Linked DNA regions of Homo sapiens: all the other regions are linked to region 6. Evidence: chromatin loops called from intact Hi-C (ENCODE). Cell type or tissue: IMR-90. All regions are shown on one strand.

Region 1 (4,000 bases), 130 kb before region 6:
CCTATCTAACTCTTCGCATTCTTGAAGTCTCAGACCAAATCCCATCGGTTTGAAAGCCTCTAGGGTATTCTATCTATTGTATACTTCTGTTATGTACAAAATTAATTTGCCAATTAATTGTGAACTGTTTTATAAACTATCTTAAAATGGTTAGTTAAATCTTTGGGATAGTATTTAGCTTTCTCCAGGATTATGACTTACCTTCTAAATTAGACATACAATGCCTAGGAGTCAAGGACTATTTTGCATAAATTCCAGTCTTCTTTTACAATGCCTAGAATGATTGTTACCACAGAAATATTCATTACCTGGGAGAAAGGATGACAGGAGGGGCAGAATGAATGGAGAGAGGTCGTGAGAATGAGGTGCTGAGGATGGACGAGGAAGAAAGCTGTTTTAGTTGGGAGGATAGGTGACAGAAGCATGGAAAGGAATTGCCTTGGACCCATGGAAGCCCAGTGAAGATACTTAGATCCTGCAGGGGTGTGAATAATGTTCTTTTAGTTTCTCTTCTTAGGAGGTTTGTTCATTTTGGGAGATTTCTTTTGAAAAGAGTGAACTTAAATTGGAGAAAAGTACATTTTAGTATGTTGATAACATTTGAATTTGTAAAATGGACCTATGGATGATCTACACATATTTATATACCCATAAATATACACATATTTTAATTTTTGGTATTTTATAATTATTATTTAATGATCATTCATGACATTTTAAAAATTACAGAAAAATTTACATCTAAAATTTCAGCAATGTTGTTTTTGACCAACTAAATAAATTGCATTTGAAATAATGGAGATGCAATGTTCAAAATTTCAACTGTGGTTAAAGCAATAGTGTGATATATGATTACATTAGAAGGAAGATGTGCCTTTCAAATTCAGATTGAGCATACTAAAAGTGACTCTCTAATTTTCTATTTTTGGTAATAGGACATCTCCAAGTTTGCAGAGAAAGACAATATAGTTCTTGGAGAAGGTGGAATCACACTGAGTGGAGGTCAACGAGCAAGAATTTCTTTAGCAAGGTGAATAACTAATTATTGGTCTAGCAAGCATTTGCTGTAAATGTCATTCATGTAAAAAAATTACAGACATTTCTCTATTGCTTTATATTCTGTTTCTGGAATTGAAAAAATCCTGGGGTTTTATGGCTAGTGGGTTAAGAATCACATTTAAGAACTATAAATAATGGTATAGTATCCAGATTTGGTAGAGATTATGGTTACTCAGAATCTGTGCCCGTATCTTGGTGTCAGTGTATTTGTTTGCCTCATAGTATAGTTTACTACAAATGGAAAACTCTAGGATTCTGCATAATACTGGACAGAGAAGATGTAAATATCTGTTAGTTCCATCATAGACCCTGCCACTCCAATGTACACACCAGCTTTAGGCTTCTTGGTATAGATAAACATACATTTTCAAAATTTTTCATCATAATTTTCATAACAAAATAGGAAGGCAAATGATGTCACTTGGCTTAAAATCTATAATATTTAAAATAAACAGGACAAATGCATTAACATTGTTGGGGGAGGAGGTCCCTTAGTAGAAACACTCTTGGTCCAAGCATTTTAAAGCTGTCAAAGAGATGTAAATATAGATAATGTATGTCAAGGAGAGAGCTTTGTGGTTAAACTGTAACTTTCAGTTTAAACAATTATTGGTGACTCTGATGTCAAATGTTTCTCAAGCTTTATCTGAACAAAATTCTTCTCACTTTGTTGCCAAAGTCGTTAACAAGAAATCACATTGACTCATTGATGTTTTGGCTCCTTTCCCTTACTTTCTGTTGCTTTCCAAAAGCTGAGACAGGAAACTAACCCTAACTGAGCACCTGCAATTGCCTGGTAGTATTCTAGTCATGTGTGTACTTTTGTGTGTATGTAATCCCCTTACAGCTCTGCAAAGTAAGAATTGTTCTCCCTGCTTTACAGAAGAGATCATAAGATAATTGAGGCTGTTAGATGTTAACTTGCCAAAAGCCATACAGGAAAATGGTAGAGTCACAGTTTGAACCAGGTCCTTTTGATTCTTTACATTAAACCATGCTTTGATCTTGGAAATACACTGTAAGGCAATAAATCAATAGATACGGATAATTCACAGGCTTCTAAATAAATGGAAGTTGATTGTTTTTATCTGTGAGCCAAAGTAAGACTTATTCTAAGAATTCCACAAATTTAGATAAGATAGAGTATATGGCTTCTAGACATCCAACATAGAACTGAGTTTGTGTTATCAGTTTAAGATTTGGTTTTGCTGTAAGGTGCACACACTTTGAGGAACTAAAAATAATTGTCTGTTCTTATTCTGATCAGAATGTGTAATGTGTTGTCCAGTTTTGGATGATGAATTTCTTATTTCTAATCTCATAAGAAACTTGTCATAGATGTGAGGGAGAGAATTAAGAACAGAGTGTGGGGAAGAAACTGTGTACATTTTGATGGGATCCATTATGTAGCTCTTGCATACTGTCTTCAAAAATAAGTTACACTATAAAGGTTGTTTTAGACTTTTAAAGTTTTGCCATTGGTTTTTAAAAAAATTTTTAAATTGGCTTTAAAAATTTCTTAATTGTGTGCTGAATACAATTTTCTTTATTACAGAAGTACCAACAATTACATGTATAAACAGAGAATCCTATGTACTTGAGATATAAGTAAGGTTACTATCAATCACACCTGAAAAATTTAAATGTTATGAAGAAATTATCTCATTTCTATTAATATGGGAACTGTGTCTTCATCTTTATTACTGTTCTAAGGTCAACTCAATGTAGATTTTACTTGCTTATGGTTTCATATTTTAGCTAAATAGTAAAATAATATGGATATACATTTTGTTGTGACTTACTCATACTTTCCTTATTTGGAACTTTTATGAATATGATATAGAGACTGAAACTACAAGGAACAAAATGCAATATCAATTATACAGTTGTGGCAGCACTGCTATCAATTTGTTGATAGTGGTTAACACTTAGAAAAACATTTTAAAAATAATTTCACATAAGTAATGTAATTTATTAGCTGTCTCTGACATTTTACAGTTTGGAATAGTTTATTTTCTTTTTGGTGTCCTCACCAAAACCCAACATCTTCAAGGGCAGGAACTGTATAATTTTTGCCATTGTATTTTGAGCACATAGCATGGTACTTGCCTCTAAATAGATACTATTGTTAAAATATTTTTTAAGGTAATATTTTAAAGTGTATGCTATGGTACAGTTCAGTTTGTGACTTTTGCTAGTTTATGCCACTTACAGTTAGCAAAATCACTTCAGCAGTTCTTGGAATGTTGTGAAAAGTGATAAAAATCTTCTGCAACTTATTCCTTTATTCCTCATTTAAAATAATCTACCATAGTAAAAACATGTATAAAAGTGCTACTTCTGCACCACTTTTGAGAATAGTGTTATTTCAGTGAATCGATGTGGTGACCATATTGTAATGCATGTAGTGAACTGTTTAAGGCAAATCATCTACACTAGATGACCAGGAAATAGAGAGGAAATGTAATTTAATTTCCATTTTCTTTTTAGAGCAGTATACAAAGATGCTGATTTGTATTTATTAGACTCTCCTTTTGGATACCTAGATGTTTTAACAGAAAAAGAAATATTTGAAAGGTATGTTCTTTGAATACCTTACTTATAATGCTCATGCTAAAATAAAAGAAAGACAGACTGTCCCATCATAGATTGCATTTTACCTCTTGAGAAATATGTTCACCATTGTTGGTATGGCAGAATGTAGCATGGTATTAACTCAAATCTGATCTGCCCTACTGGGCCAGGATTCAAGATTACTTCCATTAAAACCTTTTCTCACCGCCTCATGCTAAACCAGTTTCTCTCATTGCTATACTGTTATAGCAATTGCTATCTATGTAGTTTTTGCAGTATCATTGCCTTGTGATATATATTACTTTAATTATTATTATACTTAACATTTTTATTTACTTTTTGTGTTAGTATTTTATTCTGTCTTCTC
Region 2 (4,000 bases), 400 kb before region 6:
TTGTCTTGAAGTCCCTTCATCCTGGAAAGTGCTTTCCATATCTCAACCATGGGAAATCTTTTATCTCCAGCTCAAACACCCAGTTCTTTTTATGATACAACCATTATCTCCTCAGCTAACTGGCCCTGTGGCTGATTATGTTATTATACCACATAGCATTGCCTGCCTTGCAATTGTATTACTCTTTTCTCCTTGACTAAAATTTAGTTTCTTATGGTCAGGGGCTGCTTTGTTTTATTCTTTTCCACATTGATTTAGTACCAAAACTGATGCCTTTCCCAAAGTAATTCCTTAATAAAATAACTGTTGAACCAAAGTTAGTCCCAAAATACAAGAACAGAGCTCTGAAAGTTGCAGTGCTGTTTGTTGAAATTCTGCGAATCCTCCAAAAAGAAGGCTAAATTGGTTTGGGTGTGCTCACGATGACTGGCAGTTAGGTTTTCAGCACTTAAAACCACTTTTCCTTGTCGTTAAAAACCGATACACATTCATTTTAGAAAATGTGTGAAGACACACACAAAGAAAAAAAATCATCAGTAAACTACCTTCCAAAGGTAGTAGCTGCTGGTTTTTCCCCCGTACATATAGAAATATTGTTTCTTTTCTCAGAAATTCTCAACAAAAGCAATATGGAAATGTAGACAAGGGCACATGGGAGAACAGGAGCGGATGTGAACTCCCAGGATCTAGTACTTCATGATTCTATGACCCTGCTTTAGTCTCTCCATCCCTCTCAGGCCCAGTTGCTCATCTGAAAAGTAGAAATATGAATACTATTTTTTATTCCTACAGGGGTTTTGGAAATATCAAATTATAAAACATTTGACAGTATTTTATCAATTAAAAAATACTATATGCTTGGTTTTATTAGTATGTTAACTGAATAGAAGATGACTCTATAGATAGATGGAGTGATCAGATTGAATCCTAAATAATAATTCCAGCTGGATGGACTTCTGCCTAGCTCTGTTACCTGAGTTACAAATAATCTTAACTTCACAAAAGGGAAAGGAACTTTTATTAAGCATCTATTACATGCCAGGTTCTGTGCTATCTGCCTTACACTTGTCTTCCCGTAGCACCACAAAATGCCCTTCCATACATGAGAAAAACCGAGATTCAATGAGCAAAGCCACTGGTATTGTAAGATTAAAACAAAGGTGCATCTGATTTGAAGTCCCATGTTCTTTTCTATTTTTAAGTTAGAGGCACCTTTTAGGGAAAGTATTTTCATGGAATTCCTCTTATTCTTATGGAAATTCCTACTCTTATAGAAACTTTCAGAGTGATGGAAGGGCAGTAAGACTGGAAACATGAGTTATTTTCATACAGATTCCCTTAGGAACATTTAAAGAAGTTGTGATTATTTCATTATTTCATCTTAGAAGAAAGAGTGAACTAACTTTTTTGTTTGTTTGTTTGTTTGTTTTGTTTTTTTTGAGACAGGGTCTCGTGCTGTCACCCAGGCTGGAATGCTGTGGTGTGATCAAGACTCACTGCAGCCTCAGCCTCCCTGGCTCACATGATCCTCCCACCTCAGCCTCTTGAGTATAGCTGGGAATAGTAGCTGAATAGCTGTGGTAGTAGAACTGCCACACCTGGCTAATTTTTTATATTTTTCTGTAGAGACAGGGTTTCATCATGTTGCCCAGGCTGGAAGAGTGGACAAATTTAAAAGGTGCTTGTTTGCAAGCTCATCAAAGGAAATAAATGGCAGATATTGACCTTTTGCATGTAATTTACCTAAAACTATCTTAAAATGTAATTTGGAAGTTTTTATAGCATGGTTTCTTTAGACCTAAACAGAGCTGCTGAAGGATGCTATAGAATTTCCTTCCTGATAGAATATTTGTTTTGAACAAGACAGGCTTATCTTTTTAGTACTTATTCATAGTCCTAATTGGAGGTGGAAAACTAGACTCAATCAAGGATGAGCATTTAAGTAAACATGAAAGAAAGAAATCATTATGAATTCTGCTGAAACTATGATTAAATGATATAGCACAGAGGATCTAAAATGACATTACAGTACAGAGACACATGAGGGTGCTCTAACCAACTGCTATAATAAATAAATTGTTCAAATATTGGGGAAAAATTAAGGCCCGTTATGAATGGCAGTGATGAATTCTGACTTTTAACATTAGCTAAACAGAGCAATCTTAGAATAGATGGTTTTTAAAAAAATGAAATATATTGCTCTCCCCTACCCCTCCCAGTTTAAAAAGTAGATGTTCATATTGGCCAATTTGGAAAATGCTGAAAAGCACAAAGAAGAAGAAAAAAAGTGGACTGATGTTACCGTCAGCCCTGGGAGGTGGGGGCTTTCTAGAGCCTTAGAGCCAAGCCAGTTGGAGGCTTAGCTCAGGAGGCCTGCCTTCAAACAAGCCCAGGCTGTTCTCATTTTGATTCCACAGACCTTCTGCTAGTACAAAGGGGGAGTAGAGACTGGGGGTCTAATGACCGCAAGAAGAGAATTAGAGACGCATGTTTATCTCAATACATTTACTCTCATTAAAGTTCATATTCACTGACATCATGCATCTCCTTGAAAAAGTCTGCCCACCCACCATTAATTAAAGCCACATTTTAAAAAGTCAGTGTGTGCACTTTTATTCCAATCAAAAGTAGCCTCCTAAGTTTTGCAGAGCAGGCAGGAGAATATCTGAGGCCTGACAGCTGTTCACCTCTACACGGTGAAGAATCATGTGATTTACATTAAAAGTTGTGTTTATTCAGGGCCTAAAATATAATAGCTATGATCTATTGTCTTGAAGAGTTGAAACATTCAATATCTAATGACCTATTTAGTGAAATTAACATTTATTTTGATAAGTCAATGTTCTTTTGGATACAATATCTTTTATCTTTCCAAATAGAGAAATCTAACTATATACCCTGTTTGAACAATTAAGCAGCACACTCCTATCAAAGTCACCACACTTTATAACTTATACATGTACTATCAATGTTAGGACAAAGGTCAGTGTAAATTTTTTTATCCAAATCATTGCACAAACAGTAATTACCAATAGTTGTAGGATTGCACAACCATAGTCTATTTTCTTGGCAGTAGTGACTGTAAGTTCATAAATTCATGAAAATTAGGAATGTTGATTTTTAAAGTTCAAGAAAGGTACTATTTGTAAACAGTTCAGGTCACACTCATGTTATACCATGTGCTAAGCAAGAGTTCTTTCCTTCTAACTTCCTTTAAATGAGATTTGTTCTCTCCAGGAGCCTAGTAAAGGGGTTTTCATCCATTCTTTTCTATTATTTTTCCTATTAAAGCCCCCCCAGGGACCTTTCAATTTTATGCTTATCTTTCTTTATATATTAATATCAAACACATTTTTATGTTGTGTTGATAAAAGACAAATTATCGTTACCTCTTCCTATTGGCAATTAGATTATTCTAGAATAGTTCTGAACAAATATTTGATTCACCCAGCCAGTTAATGCTTTCCACACAAAAGCATCAAGTACAGCATTAAATTCTCTAGTTATTCTGGTCATACCACCATACCAAAAGACATGGGTCATCAGTGGGTCTGAACATTGGCATTGAAATGGTTTAATCCTAGGGTAAAGCACCCCTGGACTACGTGTTGAAACCTAACTTTCTAGTCCTTTCTACTAACTTCCTTGTGACCTTGAGTACCTTGAGGGCTTCAGTTTCCTCATTTAACAAATGATGGTTAAAGGGTGTACACTGACTGGAGCCCAGGAAGTTAGTCAGGTCTAGAGGAGAAGGGGCCAGAATACCCTCTGAGGATCATGTCTTCTCCTGGTCCACTTACTTATCCAGCACCAGAAACAACAAGGTGGGGCTTTTATGAGTGAGACTTGGGTCAGGTTCCCAAAGAGGGCATCCCTAAATCTAGAAGAAGCCAACAAACCATGCTTGATGAGTTGTTTTCATGATACATGTAAGAAAAGATGCTCTGGGTCTAATCTTTATATCCCTTAGATATAAGCATTCAGTGTAACATTGCTATGT
Region 3 (4,000 bases), 500 kb before region 6:
TTGAAAATATTTCTTTAGCAAATTAGCAGTAGTTCTGCTTCTATAGATTACTATTTATAACTTGAAGGAGGATTTTATCAGTGCCTCCGCCCCTCCTCAGTAAGTGTAATAGCACACTCCAGGTGCCTGCGTGGCACCAGCAACTGTATTTAAATGGGTTAAGACACACCACTCTCCACTCAGGGTGTGTGTGAGCATGGTCATGATTCCTTCTGGCTTGTGCTTCCTGTTGTATGTAAGATGTTCTATCAGAAAGGAAACACAATACATGTTTATTTAAGCATGAGAAAGAGACAGAAAAGCCCAGCAGGGTTGAACGGGAGAGGCCTCACCTAGTGTCAGTTGTGGAGAAATTAAATGGACAAGTTGGCTTACCAAATTTTTGTAGATTGGCATCTTAGAAATAATAATAGAAGCATCCATTGGGTCTCATAGAAAAGAAAGTTACCTGTCCCATAGAAAGGACCCAAAAAAGGGGTGGGGCAAAGGGTGATAAAGACATGGTATCACCATAGAAAAATGGCATCACCATAGAAAAAATAAAAATCCTATGAAGAGTAACTGGAAACTCTCTTTGGAAATTAGTTATCCATGTGGTCAGATAACAGTGGGGAGATGATCTGATCAACTGGAAGGATAATGAGATTAAAAGAAACATGAAGTGAAACAGGGAGCTACAAAGTCAAGCAGAATAGTTGTATGGGGATTTAATTTTCTCAAATTAAATTGGCAGAATGCTTTATTAGGATAAAAAGAGGGGGTGGGTTTTCAGGCATAACACAGTATGGCCAGGTACCTATAGGAAAGGAAAATTCTGCAGTTGATCCTTACAGATAGGCAGGAACCACTCTGGAGAAGTGTTTGTGAAAATCAGGTAACTGTGATCCCAGCCAAAGTCACTTACACTGCCATTCAGTTTTCACAGAGAGCCATAACATTCAATTTTAGAAAAGAGGACTGTGGAAGTGCTTACTATATGCTAAATGCTTGAGAATGCCACGAACCTTGAAGAGTGTTTGTTTAACTAGGTAATTTACAGAGGTTTTGCATTTACATCATTCACTCTTCCTGATAATATTCTGAGTTAGGCCGGACAGAGGTGGCCATCTCAATTTTTCAAGAGAGGAAACAGGTTCATTGAGATCGGTGTCTTGTTGAAGGTCCTGTGGCCACTGTTGGGGAGCCAGGATGTAAACCCAAGGTCACTTTTCCTTCACTGTACTGAACAACAGATTAAGAATACGAAGATTAATCATCTCTGAAACATTTGTTTGGAAGCCCACAATTGAAATTTACATCACTACTTACAGCATAGGGTGTATTTATTACACCTGATCTCTCTATAGTGTTTAGAAAGTTAATCATCCTATATAAAATTATATTTTGTTGTTTAATATTGACTTAAACATTTTAAATATCGAATGAGACCAATTTTATAAAATAAATAACAGGTATGTATAAATAAATGAAAGAGACTGGAAGTAAATAAGCCTGTTTTAAGTGATTACCACTCAATTGTGGATTTTAAGTAATTTCTTTTTTCTTCATATTTCTGTTTTTAAATTTTCAACAAGCATAAATATGCATATGTATATATACACATATGTATACACATATATTTAAAAAATAATATCTCATTACAGATGTTTTTGGTCTTTTAAAAAAACAAAGCTGTAAATATCATGCAATTTAGAAGAAAGAATTACCCCTCCAAACCCAGACAATCTTATCCAGTCTTTTGACATCGCTTCTGGATCTATGTTCATTATAAATTAAATGGAGGTTCAGAGCTCTGGATTTTCCATCAGATGACCTGGATTAGAATTCTGACTCAGCTACTTATAGTAGCATTTACTTAACTTTAGTAATTTTTAGAAACTGTGAAGCACTGATGATACTGAATGCCATACCCCACCCACCCCAGATTGGTGACTTCAGGAAAGTTGCCGCAGCTCCCTCTCAGGTCCGCTGGCCATGCATAGGAAGCCTGTGCAGGAGCAAAGGAGGCTGCACTTCCACCATTGTACCACTTGGTGGTGCCTTTTGACATCTCCAGCCTCATAGTTTAGGTTTTTCTCCTTTGAATCATTTTTATCTTCATTCTGAAATTTAGGACCATTCCCCAACTCCCTTCCAACTTCCCTTTTTCATTAGAAAGAAAATTCAGGGAAGAAGGTAACAGTACCTAATTTTACTGGGTTCCATGTTTAAAATGATTATTAGTAAATTTATTTTGGGAGATTTAAAACAAATTCTTAGTTTCTGTCAAAAGTGTTCTCTGGGAGTAGGGGTGGAGGTGTATTTTGTTTTGCTTTTTAATGAATTTGTTATGTTGGAACATTAGCCATCCTTAATTAGTGGACTTAAGTGAGTTTTCCACCAATCAAGCTGAAAAAAAACCTCCCATTTTTGATAAAACCCCCGAAGTCCAGCTGATGCATGGCAGAGATTGTTTGGGTTTGAAACATATGGTGGTTTTAAAAAAAAAAACAAAACTGAATCCTCAACCACAAATACATCAGCATTTCAAAGGTTTCCAAAATGTTTGATTCATCACTGTCCCAGCCCCTGAAATTACACAATACGTTCCTCAAAGTCAAGATAATTAAGAAAGGGCAAGAGTTTTAATTTACAAGATTTTATAATATGTTTCCAGTTCATTACATAGCTGCCACCTTATCTGAATCACATTTATTTGAAACACTGTTCTGGCGATCCTCACATACATGCACCACTGGAAGTATGAGTTGAACATAAAAAACATAGAAACGAAGGGTCTCGTTTGAACTGAGTCTTCTTCACTAGGGTATTACACCTATGGGGCCCTATTTTATTTATTTATTTTTTATTTTTGCTGGGGCCCTATTTTAAATGGCACATTTTCTGTTTTACCTGTATTAATACTGATGTGACTTTATCTCCTTCCTATCTTGATCTTTTCAAGGCTGTGTTTTGGCTGTATTTATTTTAGAAAGCAGGGTCGCCTGCCGACCACAACTGTGAACTTTAATTTTCTAGTTCTATATATCAGGAGGCTAGTCTGCCATGGGGTAAATCACTTAGCCTTTCTTTGTTTCCGTTTTTTTCTACTTGACCAAGTAAGACTCTTTATTTTCTTTTTAGAGATCCCCCCGCCCCAAAGAATCCACTAAATAATGTATAAGATTTGAGGATGGTGTTTTTTAGGGGAACTAAGGCAGAGTATTTCCTTTGAGAGGGGAAAATGGCCCATTGTTGAAGCGTAGGATGAGATTCTGATTCTAATTTATTCTCTTTGAACCTAATGGCAAATGCTGCTCACTGTAAGATGTGGTTCTTAGGGCATTTCCTCTAACCAAACCTTTCCTCCATAAGGCTGGCACCTTTTGAACTACCAAAGAGAAATTCCACCACCCTCCCCCATAGATCTAAGGCTAAATTCTGTAATTTCGGAGAAAGCAATGATAGGCTAAAGTCGCTGGTCATAGCTAACTTACCCTAATAGCCAGACTCCAGATATCATATGATGGTTCCCCACCTACTGCCCAGTAGAACCAACTTGCTCCTTTCCTTTATTCCGTCTCGGTGAATGGCTATCATATGGGTCCACCTGAGTTTTTAAAAAGGAATATTCTGTCTCTTCTTGATTGTGCGTTTATTCATTCATTACTTTATTCAACAAATATTTATTGAGTCCATCCTTTGTGCCAGGCATTGGGTTGAGGAGATCAAGATGAATAAGAATCTGAAATGCTTTGGGAAGAACATTTGTGTGTGTGTGTGTGTGTGTGTGTGTGTGTGTGTGTGTGTGTGTACAGTGTATATAAGCAAAAAATACACACACACACACCTCACATCAGATAGATAGATAGTAATGCTTGTATCCACACTATCTGTCATGACAGTAGGAACTGAGTATTAGAGTGGTGAGGGTCACTAAGAAGTTAGTGAGTCTGCTGTAAGACCCTAGAATTTCAGAGTAGAACATCATTTAATCCAACTAAGGGAAAGTGTTTTTCCC
Region 4 (4,000 bases), 260 kb before region 6:
TGGTACTTCACAAATGAATACATTCAGTTGGCCAATAAACATATGAAAATGTACTCAAAATTATTAATTATCAGAAAATATAATTTTAAACTACAAAATACTTCTACTTACCACAATGACTGACATTAAAACAAAATCCCTGATAATACATAGTATTGTCTTAGAGGTGGAACAACTAGAACTCCCATATGCTCTTGGTAGATTGTAAATTATGAATTGGTACTAACATTTTGGAAAATGATGGAAATATTTACTAAAATTGAACATATGCAAATCCTATGACACAGATTTTTTCCTCCTTGCATATTCCTTAAGATGCAAAAACAAAACAATCCAAATATTCATTGACAGTAGGATGATATATTTATCAAGAGTACACATACAATGGAACACTATGTAGTAAGGAAATAACTACCTTTATATACAATAACATGAATGAATCCCACAAACACAAATTTAGTGACAGAAGCCAGACACTAGATAGTACATACTGCAATTTCACTTACCTGAAATTCAAAAACATGCAAAACAAATTGATAGTGGTAGAAGTCAGAATAGTTTCTTCTGGGAGGAGATAATTATTGAAAGATGATGGGAGGGAGGCTTCTGTTTTGCTGATTTTATACTCTATTTCTTGATCTAGTGGTAGCTACTTGGATGTATTCACTTTGTAAAAGTTTGTTGAGATGTATATCTATGTATCTGTCTCTATATATATGTATATATGACTCATATATACATATATAGCTCATATATATATATGAATTGTATACTTTTCTGTATGTATATTAAATTTCAAAAAAATTAACTTTAGAAGGAAAAATTGGCCCTAGGTGGGTCTAAAAGTTCCAGTTACCTAAAATGTAGGGCTGCCATATTGTGTAATCGGTGAGTCTGTACTTTTATAATAAGCACAATATAAAAATACTGAAACTTATGCTGCACGTAACAAATTAAGTTTTGTATTGGGACAATCTGAAAAATACACAGACAGTCATTTCCTAATCCTTCTCCCCCAGTAAAAGAATTCTAGCTCATTCCTTTTTTAGCATGACAGCTGGGCAGTAAATGAGTCAATCACTGATCCAAATTTGTTTTAGACTGGGGTTTTAGAACATATATGAACTGCTCAACGTAGGTTTGGCACATATCAAGCACCTAAGATATAAATTATTATCAATTTTTTGATATTTGCATCCCACTTTACTCTTGAGTTTGCTGCTAACTGAAATATCAGAGTCTCTTTCACAAATGGTACCACTACAAACCTCATGCTTGTGCAAATTTTGAACCTATGTAGTAATTCCTGTTTTATTTTGGTACAATTTGTTCAATTTCCAGTCTGTTGAAATCTTTATGGATTGGGATTTACTTAATTTTATATTCAACATTGGTGAAAATGTTGGTCAGGGAGGACTAAAGATGAAGCCCTGTAGACCATCCTTATTAACTTCTATCTTGGCTCACAGTGATCCATTAGACCCTTTTGGACATGGTCATTCAGTCAATTATGACTAGTGCTAATGGAACTCACATCTAGTCCATGCTTATTTGGTCAATAAGAATGTAAAGATAGAAATGACATAAAATGGCTGGGCGCAGTGCCTCACGCCTGTAATCCCAGCACTTTGGGAGGCCAAGGTGGGTGGACCACCTGAGGTCAGGAGTTTGAGACCAGCCTGGCCAACGTGGTGAAACCCCATCTCTACTAAGAATACAAAAATTAGCCAGCCATCGTGGTGGGCACCCGTAATCCCAGCTCCTCGGGAGGCTGAGACAGGAGAATCGCTTGAACGCAGGAGGCGGAGGTCGCACTGAGCCGAGATCGCGCCACTGCACTTCAGCCTGGGCAACAAAGAGTGAGACTCAGTTTCAAAAAAGAAAAAAAGAAAGAAATGACATAAAATATCTTTCATAATATTTTTAGATGTCTGTTAGATGTTTGTACTCTTATTTTAGCATGGTCATTTACCTAAACTTTGTTAAAATAGTGAAATATTTCCAAAGCCTCCTAATTTTTTTTACGCCAATCCTAACTCACAGGCAACATTTAATGTATGAATATTGCTTCCAAGAAGAGTGGTGGGATAATATGATGGCAAATTAATCTGGTATAATGAAAAATGTTATAACACTAAATTTTTTTTGTATAAAAGTGTGCTTTTCCGGGATGTTGTTTGAAGCTTCTTTACTTTTCACTTTTCTCTTTTCACCAGCAGAGGGCAGGTAAGGAAGAGAGAAGAAAATACTATAAAAGTATCTCGTCCTCTATTCAACTATTTAAAACACTTCTCTGATACATTTACAAAGTGAGCTATTTTGTTTTCTCTTTAGTTATGCTATTTTGAAAATAATTGATCTAAGTATAAATTTTAATTTCTTACATATATTTGGTTTAATGAATCTCCAATGAAATTTGTACTTTGAATTTTTAATTGTTTATAAACCAATTATAAATTCAGACTTGAAAAGTCTGAATATTCTTTATATTTTGAAGTGATAAAAATGTCCCCTTTTATTTTGGGTAATTCAATTAATTAGACTTTTTCCTTTTATGGTTTTCTAATTCAATTATGGGTAAGTTTATGTGAATGTTTTCCATAGACATCTTAATATAGCCATTTGGTCATTTCCTTCAACATGCAGAGTTGTTAAGCATGGTTTTCAGTTTTATTAATCAAGTAATGTATCTTATAAACATAACTGAAGGAAACTCAAATGGGATGTGATGGAGTTTTTTTTTTTTTTTTTTTTTTTCAATAATATACCTTACAGGAATGTTTAAATATAGTTTTAGTAAGTATATTAGGATATTTTCTCTTGAAACTTTAAATTTAATTAATAATAAAACATCTTTTTCAAAACATTAGATGATGTGATAAACTATGTAATTCAACAGTTCAGAACAGCTTGCATGTAACCTTTGTTAAATCAAAAGTCAGGTGGCAACCTGGATTTTTGCCTGTTCAGCTTGAATAATGGCATTGTTCTGGAAGTACAGTAGTGGAGAGAGATTGAGTAATTCCTGGGAAGATAAATCCCCATATTGCTTATTCCAAGTACTAGAAATTACTTCTTTCCTTTGCTTATTGATTACCTCATCTTTAAGAATCTTTTTTTAACTGTCAAGCAAGGTTATGTATTAGGACTCCCCTTGGTCATACTAAGGAATATTTCCAAATACTGGACAAAAATGAACTTCCTCAGGTCACCTAATGAATACAAGCTTATAGTTATTATAGCTTAGAACATAGGTGTAGGGAAGAAAACAAAGAAAGGATCCCCGGGACTAAGCAAAAAGGAAATTCTTCCAATTAGGCAGAGTGATGAAGCTTCAGGCCTAGGGTTGCTGTGACAGCCTCTTTACTGATTGCCCATACGATGTCTTCCTTTTCCACTAGGCCACCATGTGTATTTATTCTACTTTTTTCTTTCTAAAATGCAACACGTTGATGTTATTTCCTTACTCAAAACCCCATACTAACTCCCTTTTGCCAATGATAGTAGGTGTGGGACTTCTTTTCTGCCATTTCAGACTCTGAACAAGGTCTCAATCTGATTTTCCACATTTACTCCTTCCTCTGCTTTTCACAAACCATGCAAACAGTGCGATTTCAAAAGTATGTCCCTTTCTACTCATATCTTTCTCAGTCATCTCTGCCTGTCAGAGGCCCTTTGTCTTTCTTTTTATTTAGTTTAATTTAATTTATTTATTATTATTATTATTATACTTTAAGTTGTAGGGTACATGTGCACAACGTGCAGGTTTGTTACATATGTATACATGTGCCATGTTGGTGTGCCCATTAACTCGTCATTTACATTAGGTATATCTCCTAATGCTATCCCTCCCCACTCCCCCAACCCCACGACAGGCCATGGTGTGTGATGTTCCCCATCCTGTGTCCAAGTGTTCTCATTGTTCAATTCCCACCTATGAATGAGAACATGCGGTGTTTGGTTTTCTGTCCTTGCGACAGTTTGCTCAGAATGATGGTTT
Region 5 (4,000 bases), 790 kb before region 6:
TGTCTGAGGCTGCAATCTCATCTGAGGCTTGGATTCCTCTTCCAAGCTTATGTGGTTGTTGGCAGTTCCTTGTGAATTGAATTTTGGAATAGAGCAATTATGTAATGTGTTAGCCAAACTGCAATATTTTTGAGAGAATGGAGAGCTCTTAATTATTACATTGAAATAACAGGTGTAAATAGGAACTATTCTGGACAAACTGCTATGTGTGGCCACCCTAATCAACAACAGTGAACTCTGAAAGCTGTGCAGCCCCAGTCATAGCCAGGAAAGATAATGGACAATGAAGAACCTTCCCTGGGAATGACGCACAAGGAGTTTTCCTCAGAGAGCGGAATCAGGGGCTACCTCATGAACTAAGCCATAAAACCACTACCAGAGTAGGGAAACCTTGTTTCATTTCTGAATTGCAATTATTCTGTTCCTACGTTGTATATTAAGAGTGTTAGGGCACTTAACATCTTCTAATTTATAGTTTGCTGGACGATGAGATGCATTTGTTTTTGGTGATGAGAATTGTGTATTCACCCTGCTATCTTGGACTTGGAGCTGACTGTAGTGAGGGATGGGTCCTTGGGGGGGGGGTAAATATACTACTCTGTGTGTAACTAGAAGGATGTGTTCACATAAATCAAAGGCGGTAATCTGTGGTGGAAATTGGTGGTTGCCCCTTCAATATTTATTTTTAGTTATGTGACTAAGTTCTGGCTAATGGGATAAATGAAAGCGTTGTAGGGCAACTCCTGGGATTTGCCCTCAGGGTCAGAACCTGTGTACTCCCCTTTTATTCTCTCTTCCTCCATCCTGCTCTTTGAAACTCTGATGCCACCGTCTTGAGCCATCAGGTCTAGGCACAAATGGAACTGAACACTCTCCCTCACACTTTGAAACACAATACCAGCTCAAATCATGTACCTGGCTTTTTACCTGAGAAACAAACTTCTATCTTGTTTAAGCCTCTGCTATTTTGTTTGTTGTCATCTGCAGCTTAACCTAATCTTAAAACTTAGATCCTCAGCCAGGAGCGGTGGCTCATGCCTGTAATCCCAGTACTTCGGGAGGCTGAGGCGGGCGGATCATGAGGTCAGGAGTTCGAGATCAGCCTGGCCTGGCCAGCATAGTGAAACCACATCTCTACTAAAAATACAAAAAACTTAGCCGGGCGTGGCAGCAGGCACCTGTAATCCCAGCTACTTGGGAGGCTGAGGCAAGGAGAATCGCTTGAACCTGGGAGGTTGCAGTGAGCGGAGATTGCGCCACTGCACTCCAGCCCGGGCAACAGTGCGAGACGCCGTCTCAAAAAAAAAAAAAAAACTTAGGTGCTCACTCTGCACCTCATCCTGTCTGATATTTAAAAAAAAAAAAAAAAATCATATGGGCTTGAAGATCTGGCCAAACCAAATAGTGAACATTTTGGAACTAATAATGAGTTACAGAAAAACCTTCCTGTAAAGTCAACAAAACTCAGAAATCATAAAGGAAAAGACTGACAGATTTTTCCTCCCCACACATTTAATATATTCTGGCCACAGAATATGTTAAATATTCTACAGAAGAATATTCATGGGAGAGCCCCTTAGAAATGGTTGCAAACTTTTTTTCTCTCTCCATCTGCTCGCGCTCTGTCTCTCTCTGGAATCTCGCTTTGTTGCCAGGCTGGAGTGCAGTGGCACGATCATAGCTCACTGCAGCCTCAAATTCCTGGGTTCAAGTGATCGTCCTGCCTCAGCCTCCTGAGTAGCTAGGACTACAGACTCGCGCCACCACACCCGGCTATTTTTATTTTTCACAGAGACAGGGTCTCGCCATGTTGCCCAGGCTGGTCTCAAACCCCTGGGTTCAAGCAATCCTCCCTCCCTGGCCTCCCAAAGTGCTGGGATTGCAGGTGTGAGCCGTCGCACCAGGCCTGCCTTTTATCTTTTAATTTTGTGTTTGGCATCTTTTGTGTTCAGAGATGTTATCATTATGTGTCTCGCTTAGTGTTTAAAAATTCTGCTTAAAAGGGAAAATGGTTTGTGTTTCTGAGCATGTGTTTGAGTGGGATGAGATCCTGTTTCCGAAATTAACGACAGGAATGGACAAGACTGCAGTTTCCAAGAGGCGCCAGCAGGTGGCACTGTTCCCATTTCAAGCTAATCGCAGTATAGGTAGATGCCGCGCGGAGAAACGAGTCCAGGACATCCTGTGTCCCATCCCTTGGAGCATCTCCGCTGCTCAAGGTTCGGCTATTACTCAGCAGAAGGGCACTGCTGGTCTGGAAAAGAAACTTTAGGAAGCGGAAATAGTGATAAGTTAGGGTATTTATTACCGGCTAACACTTGTAGAAAAGTTTGACTATATTCAAGCCAAGAACACAAGGATTCTTGGCTGTCTTTGAAGTTAGGGACTCATCTGCAAATGTGAAGCGAGCTATGATCTCTTTTCTCAGAAAAGTGCATTCGTGTCTGCACATTGCCATTTTTCTCTCTGTCTTCTCTCACAACACGCAGTCTTCATACAATTAGAGTTCATGGCCCCTATAATCCACTATCTCTTGACCTGAATAATGTTCACAGATTTCACACAAAAAAACTGTTTCAGACCTCCACTGTTAAATTATTTTCAGCACAACTCGTCTTTTAACAAACTTTCCTCCAACTCTTCCTGGTTGCAGACACTATTCTAGGTACTTGATAAACACAGCAGTGAATTAGACAGTGAAAAGGGCCTTAGTCACTAGAGAGAGAGAGAGAGGCACTACATAAGTCAACAACAGCAAAAAATGCCAGATAGGGATAAAGGTATAAAGAAAATAGGGTAAAGTCCTCTGTAAAGAGATGGCATGAAAACCAAGATGAGAAGGAAGCAGGAGTCAGAAAACGCGGGGGACAGTATTCCCCACAAGGAACCAGCTTCTGCAAAGGCCGAGGCGGCGGTGGGCTTGGCTGAATCAGCCAGAACTCTTGGCATTTCTCTCAATTCCTTTCTTTCTTTCACTAACCACATTCAATTGACAGCGAGTTCTGTCCATTTTACTTCCAAAATACATCTCAAGTAAGTCCACTTCTCTCTATTCCTAGTGCTATCACCCTAATACAAACTGCCTAGACTGTGGGAATAATCTAACTTTTTTGTTCATTTGTTCGGCATCTACTCTCATTTCCCTCCAATCCATTTCCTATCTAGTTACAGAGGAGTGATTTTGATTTTTATTTAATTATTTTATTTCTTTTTCTTTTCTTTTTTTTTTTTTTTTTTTTTTTTTTTTTGAGGCAGAGTCTCGCTCTGTTGCCCAGGCTGGAGTGCAGTGGTGCAATCTCGGCTCACTGCAACCTCCGCCTCACGGGTTCAAGCGATTCTCCTGCTTCAGCCTCCCGAGTAGCTGGGATTACCTCCATGCACCACCACGCCAGGCTAATTTTTACAAAATAGAGGAGGTTTCGTCACATTGGCCAGGCTGGTCTCAAACTCCTGGCCTGAAGCGATCCACCCACCTTGGCCTCCCAAAGTGCTGGGATTACAGGCCTGAGCCACCGCTCTGGCCTAAGAGTATCTTTTTATAATGCAAGTCTTGTCGTTTTCCTTTCCTGCTTAAAACCCCTCACATCCTTGCTAATGAGGTCTCTAAATGGCCTTCTCAGGGTAAAGGTAGAAAGAATGGCAGATAAAACAAGACAGCTGGCTGATGTGGAGGGTCCTGCCCCTTCCCCCTTACTCTTGTGCACTCAGTTGCACTTTCAGCACCTAACAGTGGCTTAAACTAGGGTCAACAATCTATGTATGGCCCATGGGCCAAATTCGCAAAGATTCTCACCTTGACCGAACTCTCTAGTTAGAATTTTTTGAGCTCTCTTTCTTTTTTCTTTTCTTTCTTTCTTTTTTTTTTTTTTTCTATTTGAGACAGAGTCTTACTCTGTCGCTTAGGCATGAGTGCAGTGGCGCCATCTCGGCTCACTGCAGCCTCCACCTACTGGGTTCAAGCGATTCTCCTGCCTCAGTCTCTCGAGCAGCTGGGATTACA
Region 6 (4,000 bases):
CCTCACTAACTGGCATGTCACTAAAGTTCTTTTAAAGTTTGGCTCCAATCCCCTTTAAATCCTATTTTTCCTTTACTTCCCTGTTAAAGTCCTAATTCTTTAAAGCCCAACACAACATGTTCATTAAACTACCCCTAAATCACCAAAGTGAAATCTCTTGGGGTCAGATTTTCAGACTCAGCTAATCTTAAGTGGAACAGCAATGTAACTCTAATATATACTTGGCTAGTGGTTTGGGAAAATATAAAAACACTGAAACAACAAATATGTAATGGAGAATAAAGAGGGGACAAATCTGGGGTCCAGGCCACCTGCATTTACAGGGAAAGGAAAGAGAAGTCTAGACTGCAAGAAGCTAGCTTAGAAAGGCAAGAGCTTCCTGATAAAACAAAAAACAGATGGGCTCGGTTTTAACTACGTCCGAGGAAGCCTGGAAAAAGGCTGAGCTACATCTGGTGAGGGAACACATCCTAGTCCATCCTCGTCACCTCCATGTGTACTTGATGGTATGTTAAGGGCGAATCTGCTTAGTATGTTCTGCTTTTGTTTTGTAAAGATGCTTATGCTGTCAAGTTACCAGAAAGAAAATGAGAAGTTACATTGCTTGTCATGAGTTGGATGGTGATAGTCACAACTGTAAAAACAGTGCAGGTACCAGGATCCAATCTCATTTTTCCTAACAAGAAATTACTGTTAAGTCCGCAAAATGGGACTTGGTCATGGGCCTACTAAGGCCAATTAGAACTTGTAATTTGGTTTAAAACACCAGCAAATGCAACACATACGTAGTATTCAGAAAACATGAAATATGGCATTATAATAAGGATAACAGTTAGTTGCTATACAGAATCTGGTGGTGAGGGGAGTTGTTTAATTTTGCCATTATTGTCAAATCTACAGAGTTAATTAATGCCATGGCCCAGAGGAAGGAAAGGAGACATACACTGTTCTAGTCTGTTTCTGTACCTGCAACATGATGGTGAGGGGAGTGTACCTTCATGGTCTGAGGCAGGAAATATCCACATGAAATAAAGTACTGAGAAGTACCCAGAACAACTAAAAACATGTAGTTTGGTCAGTCCCTGGAAGTGTGAGGCTAGAATGGAAGGAGTTAGGATGAGAACATGGAGAATCACTTGGGCTTAGCGTGAGCCACAGCAATTCAAGGCCAGGAGTGCAAGAATAGAGCAGGTGACCAATGCACAGCATCCTGCCTGAAAAGTGCTCCTGACACCCTGGAAGTCAAGCCTAGGGGGCAGCGGAGTTTAGGAGCAGGAGAGTTACAGGTGTTTAATGCTTCCTGGGCTAAAACCCCCGAATTATCTGTATTAAATGTATAACGTTTACTATCCATATTGCTGTGCATGTTAAACTCAAAAACTAATTTGTGTAGAAAGGCACTGACCTAAAGTAAGTTTTATTTAGCCTTAAAGAATTGGTAAATCAGAGCAATTCATTCAATACACAGCATCTACTAGAAGCTAAGAAGATATTGTAATTCCTCTAGATGGGAAAGTTAGGGGCAGGAGGAAAAGAACAACATGTAGGGAAGGTGGCATTGGGGGTGAGTCTTTAAAGAGGCACAGGACTGTGACGAGAGAAGGTTCTATGGGGAGGAGTACAGAGGGAAGTAGTAAATTACATGTAAAAAAGGAACATGTGAAAAGCTACATGAAGGCATCTCAATCCCTCTAAAGATATATTTGGAAAGAAAGAAATGGGTGGAAAATGAAGATGACAGATCAGGGCTATGTTTTAGAACAGTGGGTCTCAACCCTGGATGCATGTAAGAATCACCAGGGACCTTTAAAAAACCCATTGTCCAGGCTTCCCCTCAGACTAGAGTCCAGGCCCTGAAGTTAAAAAAAAAAAAAAAAAAGAAGCCTCAAGTGGATTTCATCATGCAACCAAAGATGTGAACTTGTCCTTTCAGAGGATTAGTTTGGATTTACATAAAAGGAAAACATTTATTAACATTTGTTCTTCCTGTTGATTTAAATATGTATATTTGTTTTTAATTCAGAAGGCCTGCTAAATGCCACTTGATTAGTAAACCCAATTACTCTCCCTTACTGTTAGAGCAGTGAGGAGTTATATTGTTGCAAATAATAAAGATAACTTACTCATTTTTGTTTTCCAACAGATAATGATGGTTGCAGGGCCCCTCTTCAATGGAGGCATTGCCAGCCTTCTGGCCATGAAGGAGAAAGTGATTTCAACTAACCCAGGAAACTCTTACCTCTAAATGGAGATACTTCCTGATAACAGAAGAAACTGGGCATCTAACCCAGAAATACCAGCTGAGTAGGAGAAGAGAAAAGGCATCAGCCAGTCAAGGTTTCAGAAGGCTGCCAACAGTAAGTACCACTTTGCCCTCTGCTGGCACTTTCTGAGAAAAACATCATCTAGCTCTTGGGGAAGAGTCCCTCCAAATAAGTGTCTTCAGTGGGCAAAGGGAGAGAAGACTAGGAGGCAGCGGTCCTAATTCCCACATCAAATTGCACATTTAAACAATAACATAGTTTTTTTTTCTTTGTATAAGAGCCCAGATAGTATAAAAGGACTCGCTTTAAAAAATATCTTAAACAAAGCTGCCCAGAACTTTGACTTTCAGTACTACTTTTTTTTTGTGGACAGTACCTTATTGTAGCAACTCAATATGGTCATGTGACAGAGAAATAGGGGTATGACAATGTTTGTTTCTTTATTAGACATTTAAGCAGCAGCCATTCTCTATTTTTACACAAGAAAGTGATTTGGGCTTATGGGGAAGGTGGTTCACTGTTCCTCTTGCTAAGATCCTCCTGGCCCCTTCCACTGACGATGTTCCACAAGGAATCCTAAATTCTTGGGTCCTAGAGACTGGCGTCCAGTCAAGCACAGCTCAGAGCAAGCCAATAAATACAGGGGGAGTGAGTTGAGGCTTTAAAGATAGCAAAGGGATGGGCCCTAGACTGTTTTCCAACCAGAAGGCTCAGTGCTGACTCCAGGTCACCTTCTTAGGTCATCCTCCAAATTTTGCTGGGCTTCTAAATTGTTCCCAGTTGAACAAAAAAAGGCAGACATTATGATAGAGTGAGCTTGAAAGCCATGCTTTTCTTCACAGGACATCATGTTAAATATTTTGTATTAGAGCCCCCAGCCGTGTAAATTCCCACTCCCATACCTGCTCTCCCAATGCATGCAGCTCACATAGTTCCACATGTAATAGCCAGGATCAAAACTTAATGAAGCAGTGAGGGAGCGGGGCTGTGGGGCCCAGTGCCGCTAGGTGATCAGATAAAGCTTAATAACTTAATAGTCTCACCATGCTTACTTTATAATCCTGCTCTCTGCGCCCCACCTTCCCACCCACACACAGGTCTTTGCCGTTCTCATCTACTCCCAAGGTGGCTTACAATCAATCAACATGGTTTGGTGAACAAACCATATATTACAAAGTGCTTCTGTGAAGTCTGCATCCTCACAACTAATGAGTGAGACATTTCTCATTGTTTCTGCTCACCCAGGAATACCATGCTGTGCCAGCTCTTGCCATTTATTAACCAACTGATAATGGTGCAGTGCTGTAGTCATGGAAGCTATTTCAAAAGGTTAAGGAAGTCTACTGGAATCCTGGTTCTTCTAGTTGCCATTCAGACTTATTTTTAAAGTCTCATTGAAATGTAATGCATGTTATGGAAAGTCAGGATGAAATAAAATTGAGATTTTTTTTTTTTGCAATGTATAAGACCTTTATGTTATCACTCAGTGCTTTGTTTTGTTATAATTAACTCTAATTTTCTAAAATGCAGGAAACCTTAGGAACAACCAAGATGACAGTTTTGTTACCTTAGTACCCCCGCATCCACAATTTTGTTTTCTGTGATCTGGAAATACACAATTCATAAATTTGCAGGCCATTCTAAGTAGCATGATGAAATCTTGCACCATCCTACTCTGTTCTGCCCTGGATGTGAATCAACTTATTCATTCTGTCTACATTACCCACACACTGACC
Region 7 (4,000 bases), 320 kb before region 6:
GTTGGAGATAGTGTAAATGTTTTCAATTTTTTCAGAAGACGATTTGGTAACACCTATTGAGGCTGGAGAATAGGGTCTGAAGGCAGGGAATTTAAGGCCAATTCGTGCTAATTTCCTAAAGCTGGAGGAAAACACCTGGGTCTGAAGGCAGAGAACATAAGGCCAATTCATGCTAACTTCCTAAAGCAGGATCAAAAGAAAAATCCCCATCTCTCCACAGCCTAGTAACAAAGGATCAGAGGCTACTCCCCCTACAAGCCTCTCTGTTCCACTAAGTCTCAGGTGGAAAGGGAAAGTGCCATGGATTGGCTGTGGGCCAAGCATGGGCTATCCCTTTATCTGCATAGGGTGCCAGTCCACTCTGGCCTCTGGTTGTCCACAGGCGAACTCACCTCAGCTATTAATCGGCCACAGGCCAAATCCTTCATCCACATAGTGGGTAGCCAATAGGGACCTCAAAAAGGGTACTTAAACCCCAGAAAACCTTGTGAGCAGGGCCCCTGAACCACAAATGATGTATTTTTGTTTCTCTGTACTAAAGGTAAAATGGTTGGTCTTCATGTCATATTTTTATATACAGTTCAGTATTATCTGATCTTTTTTAATCTGCTTAAAACACTCCTATCCTATGGAGTGCTATCTCGCTTCAATATATCCCTACTTTCGCTGTTTCGTACCTTTCTTACTTTGTGCATTTTGCTCAACTCTGTTCAACACGCCAAGAACCTGGATGTCTCACGCTCAAGGCCTATCTTCCCATAACACTATCACAATTATAAATACACATCTACCTTTGTCTCAGCAGCTCCACTTTAGAGATGTGTTCTATCAAAAAATCTATTCAAGTTGCCAAAGATGTTCACTGAAGTATTTTTTTGTGAAACTAAAAAAATGGAAACAATCCAAGTGTTCTTCAATGAAATACTGGATTAAGATATCACATCCATACAGTGGAATATTGTACAGCCACTATAAAAGAGAGAAGTATCTCTATACATACTGGCAGGTATAGTGCTGATGAAACACTGTTTAGTTGCTCTTGCAATAATCTTTTAACTGGATTTCTTGATTCCAATTTATCCTCCATCTGCTGTCAGAATAACCTTTACAAAATACTAGTATGTTCATTATTCTTAAATTATTCAATAGCTTTCATGATAAAAATTCGTATCTCTCAGTAGGATTACACAGGTTACTATCTAGCCTCTGCCAAAGTGCATCAATTCTGACCCACTTTCTACTCTAATATCTCATGAGCTGGTTAAAATATTTCTAGATACACTGTTTACAACTGCCTAAATGAAACAGGCTCTTTCCTCCTTCTCCACTTGCACGTGCACCTACCTCTAAACTGAATATTCATTTTTATGATCTTCAGTTGGCTAACTCCTACTTATCCTTCAAAACTAAGTTTGAGGCTGGGCGCAGTGGCTCAAACCTGTAGTATCAGCATTTTGGGAGGTCAAGGCAGGAGGATCATGTGAGCCCAGGAGTTCGAAACCAGACTGGGCAACATAGTGAGACTCTGTCTTTACAAAAAATTTAAAAAATTAGCCAGGCATGGTGGTATGCACCTGTAGTCCAAGCTCCTTAGGAGGCTGAGGCAGGAGGATGGCCTGAGCCCAGGAGGTCGAGGCTGCAGTGAGCCAGGATCACACCATTGCACTCCACCCTGGGCACAGAGCAAGACTGTGTCTCAAAACTGAACGAAGCTGAAACTAAATGCTAAAAAAATACAAAACAAAACAAAAACCCCAAAAACCAAACAATAAAAAACAACTAAGTTTGAGGAATGAACCTCTAGGAAGGTTTCACTTGTCATCTGCATCTCAGTTAAGTTTTCCCAGTTTTTGTTCCTAGAGACACTTTCTACTACCTCTAATCTTCCTATATTGTAAATGCCTATAGCCTTGGAATCTCTTCCGTACTGTCAAATTCTTGACACAAGGACTGAGTCTTTCATCTTCTAACTCTTAGCGTTTAGCATGTATTAATTGTGTAACAGAAACCAATTTTAAAAATCAATGACATTAAGTGATTTTTTTTCTTCATCTACCAGGCTTCCTCAAAATTTTTTACATTCAAGAGTTGGCTACATGTAAAGTGTCCAGAACAGGCGAACCTATAGAGTTATAAGGTAGATTAGTGGTTGCTAAGGGGTGGGGGCTGGGAGGTTTGGGTGGGAATCAATGACAGCCAATGCATATTAAGTTTCTTTGGGGAATGATAAAATTGTTCCAAAATTAGATAATGGTGATGGTTTCAGAATGCCGTAAATATACTTAAACCATTGAATTCTACACTTTAAGCTTTACAATATGTAATTGTATTTCAATAAAACTTAAAAAAATAAAAGTTGGTTAAAAAGAATAAAGTTTACGTACATGATGTACCCATAATTAAACTTTATTTCTGGATGATACAGAACCTTTTGTTAGTCTCAATTTCTGGTTATTTCATTTCAATAAAATTTCCACTAGAGGGCATTCAAAGAAAAGCAGAAAGCAAAACTCAATCTGACAGAAAAATAATATATTTTCACAATGATGTATTTGTCACGTCTCTGTACTGGGGTAAAATGGTTGGTCTTCATGTCATATTTTTGCATATAGTTCGGTATTATCTAATCTTTTTAATCTGCTTAATACACTCAGTTTATAGTTGAGAGATTAATGAAACAACTATGATAAAGGAAATTTCGACAATGATAAAATGCTAGGAATTAGATATCCATTTCCAGCTATCAGAAAAGTTTTGTTAGATCAAACCTCCCACTGAAAAAGACTGTAAAAGCTGATAAAATACAAATATGCCTGGAGACACAGTAGAAAAACCAAGGTTGCCAGAACAGGAGAAGCCAAGCTCCTGGAGAGAAAAGCAGCATTTGGTGAATTGAGTTTTATATCCTCTTCCACTTTTTGCTTTTAGACATTTGCCAATTAGCATTGGCAAGTGCTAATGGGTAGCATTAGCAGAAAGCAGTAACTTTAGGCCTTCTTATGGTGATGGGGAACTCCAACACAAAAACTGGAGTTCAGGTCTACTAAAGCACTGAGAACTTCAAGAATCAAGAATCTGGAAAAAGGGGAGTAACAGAAAGGTGACCCTGCAGAGAAGTGATCTTCTGTCGGACTTCTGCCTTCAAAGTATTTTCAGGGGCTGAAGAAGACTACAACCACCAAGCTAAAACTAGATGCTAAGAGGGCTTTGAGCATTCCCACAAATAGCAGAGGAAATAAAAATTGGCATTCATGATCCTCAAAGGGAGAGTGGCTCAGATAAACACCCCAAGTTTGAATTGAGACTGTGGAAAATACAGGAAATAAACTGATCCTGAAATCCAGCCTTGAACCATCTTAATCCTTGATTTAATTGACGTGATCTGCCCTTATTCCAACTATCAGTCAGAAGAAAATTAAATATTTTCTGGAAGCAAACAGACCTGTACCAAAGTTTTATATAATATCCAGCATTCAACCAAAAGCTACCAGGCATCGTAAATTGTAGAACTAAGAAACAAGATTAATGAAATCGAAAAGCTAATAGATGGGTTTAATAGTGGATTAGCTACAGAAGAGAATTAATGGCCTGGAAGATAGACCAAAAGAAAATACCCAGTGTGAATATGGAGAAGATAAAGGAAGAAAAGAGTGTTAAGAAACAAATGGGATATAGATGTAATGGTTTAAATCTCAATTGGAGAGGAGAGAGAATGAAGAAAAAGCAGTATCTTAAGACATACTGCCTGAAAAGTTTCCCAAACTAATGAAATACATCAAACAACAGATTTAAGAATTCCTGTGGGACAAAAACAAAACCCCACTATACATAGGGATATCATAGCAAAGCTGTTTTTTTTTTTTTAAAAAAAAAGACCAACAGAAAATATTAAAAACAACCAGAGGATAAAATCTAATACCTTCAAAGAATCAACAATAAGAGTAACAGCTGACTTGTTGTGCTGGACCCCTACTGGCTCCAATAGGGATGGCACTATGTT

The links. A loop is a pair of places that touch in the nucleus more often than their neighbours do. Peaks named below come from ENCODE experiments on the same cell type or tissue, not always from the same donor. Only the 100,000 strongest peaks of a DNase experiment are listed, where the experiment ranks them.
Region 1: a loop joins it to region 6, with 2.5 times the contacts of the local background. A loop is called at or near these places in 4 of 110 quality-filtered maps.
Region 2: a loop joins it to region 6, with 2.7 times the contacts of the local background. A loop is called at or near these places in 3 of 110 quality-filtered maps.
Region 3: a loop joins it to region 6, with 6 times the contacts of the local background. A loop is called at or near these places in 7 of 110 quality-filtered maps.
Region 4: a loop joins it to region 6, with 11 times the contacts of the local background. A loop is called at or near these places in 61 of 110 quality-filtered maps.
Region 5: a loop joins it to region 6, with 9 times the contacts of the local background. A loop is called at or near these places in 3 of 110 quality-filtered maps.
Region 7: a loop joins it to region 6, with 9 times the contacts of the local background. A loop is called at or near these places in 27 of 110 quality-filtered maps.

Annotation. Positions count from the first base shown.
Region 1 is chr7:117,586,804-117,590,803 of GRCh38, forward strand. CFTR (CF transmembrane conductance regulator) reads left to right here. Exons shown (of 27, transcript NM_000492.4): 12 at 936-1,030; 13 at 3,550-3,636. Among named protein-coding and RNA genes, the nearest start is that of CFTR-AS1, 24 kb to the left of the region's middle. RefSeq lists cis regulatory regions at 343-2,176, 1,594-1,610, 1,596, 1,635-1,651, 2,079-2,097 and 3 more and enhancers at 974-2,646, 974-2,487, 1,369-2,481. In IMR-90, no CTCF peak of the experiment used is centred here; a DNase peak (open chromatin) is centred at 1,738; H3K27ac peaks cover 292 bases.
Region 2 is chr7:117,310,743-117,314,742 of GRCh38, forward strand. The region is part of intron 3 of WNT2 (Wnt family member 2); the gene reads right to left. The region is part of intron 1 of LOC105375467 (a long non-coding RNA gene); the gene reads left to right. Among named protein-coding and RNA genes, the nearest start is that of WNT2, 10 kb to the right of the region's middle. In IMR-90, a CTCF peak has its summit at 2,047; no DNase peak of the experiment used is centred here; H3K27ac peaks cover 539 bases.
Region 3 is chr7:117,211,163-117,215,162 of GRCh38, forward strand. The region is part of intron 13 of ST7 (suppression of tumorigenicity 7); the gene reads left to right. Among named protein-coding and RNA genes, the nearest start is that of ST7-OT3, 30 kb to the left of the region's middle. In IMR-90, a CTCF peak has its summit at 2,029; a DNase peak (open chromatin) is centred at 2,019; H3K27ac peaks cover 906 bases.
Region 4 is chr7:117,456,965-117,460,964 of GRCh38, forward strand. All of the region lies in intron 1 of LOC105375468 (a long non-coding RNA gene), which reads left to right. Among named protein-coding and RNA genes, the nearest start is that of CFTR, 21 kb to the right of the region's middle. RefSeq lists a cis regulatory region at 2,213-2,226. In IMR-90, a CTCF peak has its summit at 2,213 (motif pointing right); no DNase peak of the experiment used is centred here.
Region 5 is chr7:116,928,503-116,932,502 of GRCh38, forward strand. No RefSeq gene overlaps it. Among named protein-coding and RNA genes, the nearest start is that of ST7, 23 kb to the right of the region's middle. RefSeq lists a silencer at 393-687. In IMR-90, a CTCF peak has its summit at 2,105 (motif pointing right); a DNase peak (open chromatin) is centred at 2,139.
Region 6 is chr7:117,713,615-117,717,614 of GRCh38, forward strand. The region is part of intron 22 of CTTNBP2 (cortactin binding protein 2); the gene reads right to left. LOC105375469 (a long non-coding RNA gene) reads left to right here and starts at 2,269. Exons shown (of 3, transcript XR_927902.3): 1 at 2,269-2,357. RefSeq lists a silencer at 68-593. In IMR-90, a CTCF peak has its summit at 2,377 (motif pointing left); a DNase peak (open chromatin) is centred at 2,347; H3K27ac peaks cover 133 bases.
Region 7 is chr7:117,397,531-117,401,530 of GRCh38, forward strand. All of the region lies in intron 4 of ASZ1 (ankyrin repeat, SAM and basic leucine zipper domain containing 1), which reads right to left. Among named protein-coding and RNA genes, the nearest start is that of ASZ1, 28 kb to the right of the region's middle. In IMR-90, CTCF peaks have their summits at 2,481 (motif pointing right) and 3,979; no DNase peak of the experiment used is centred here.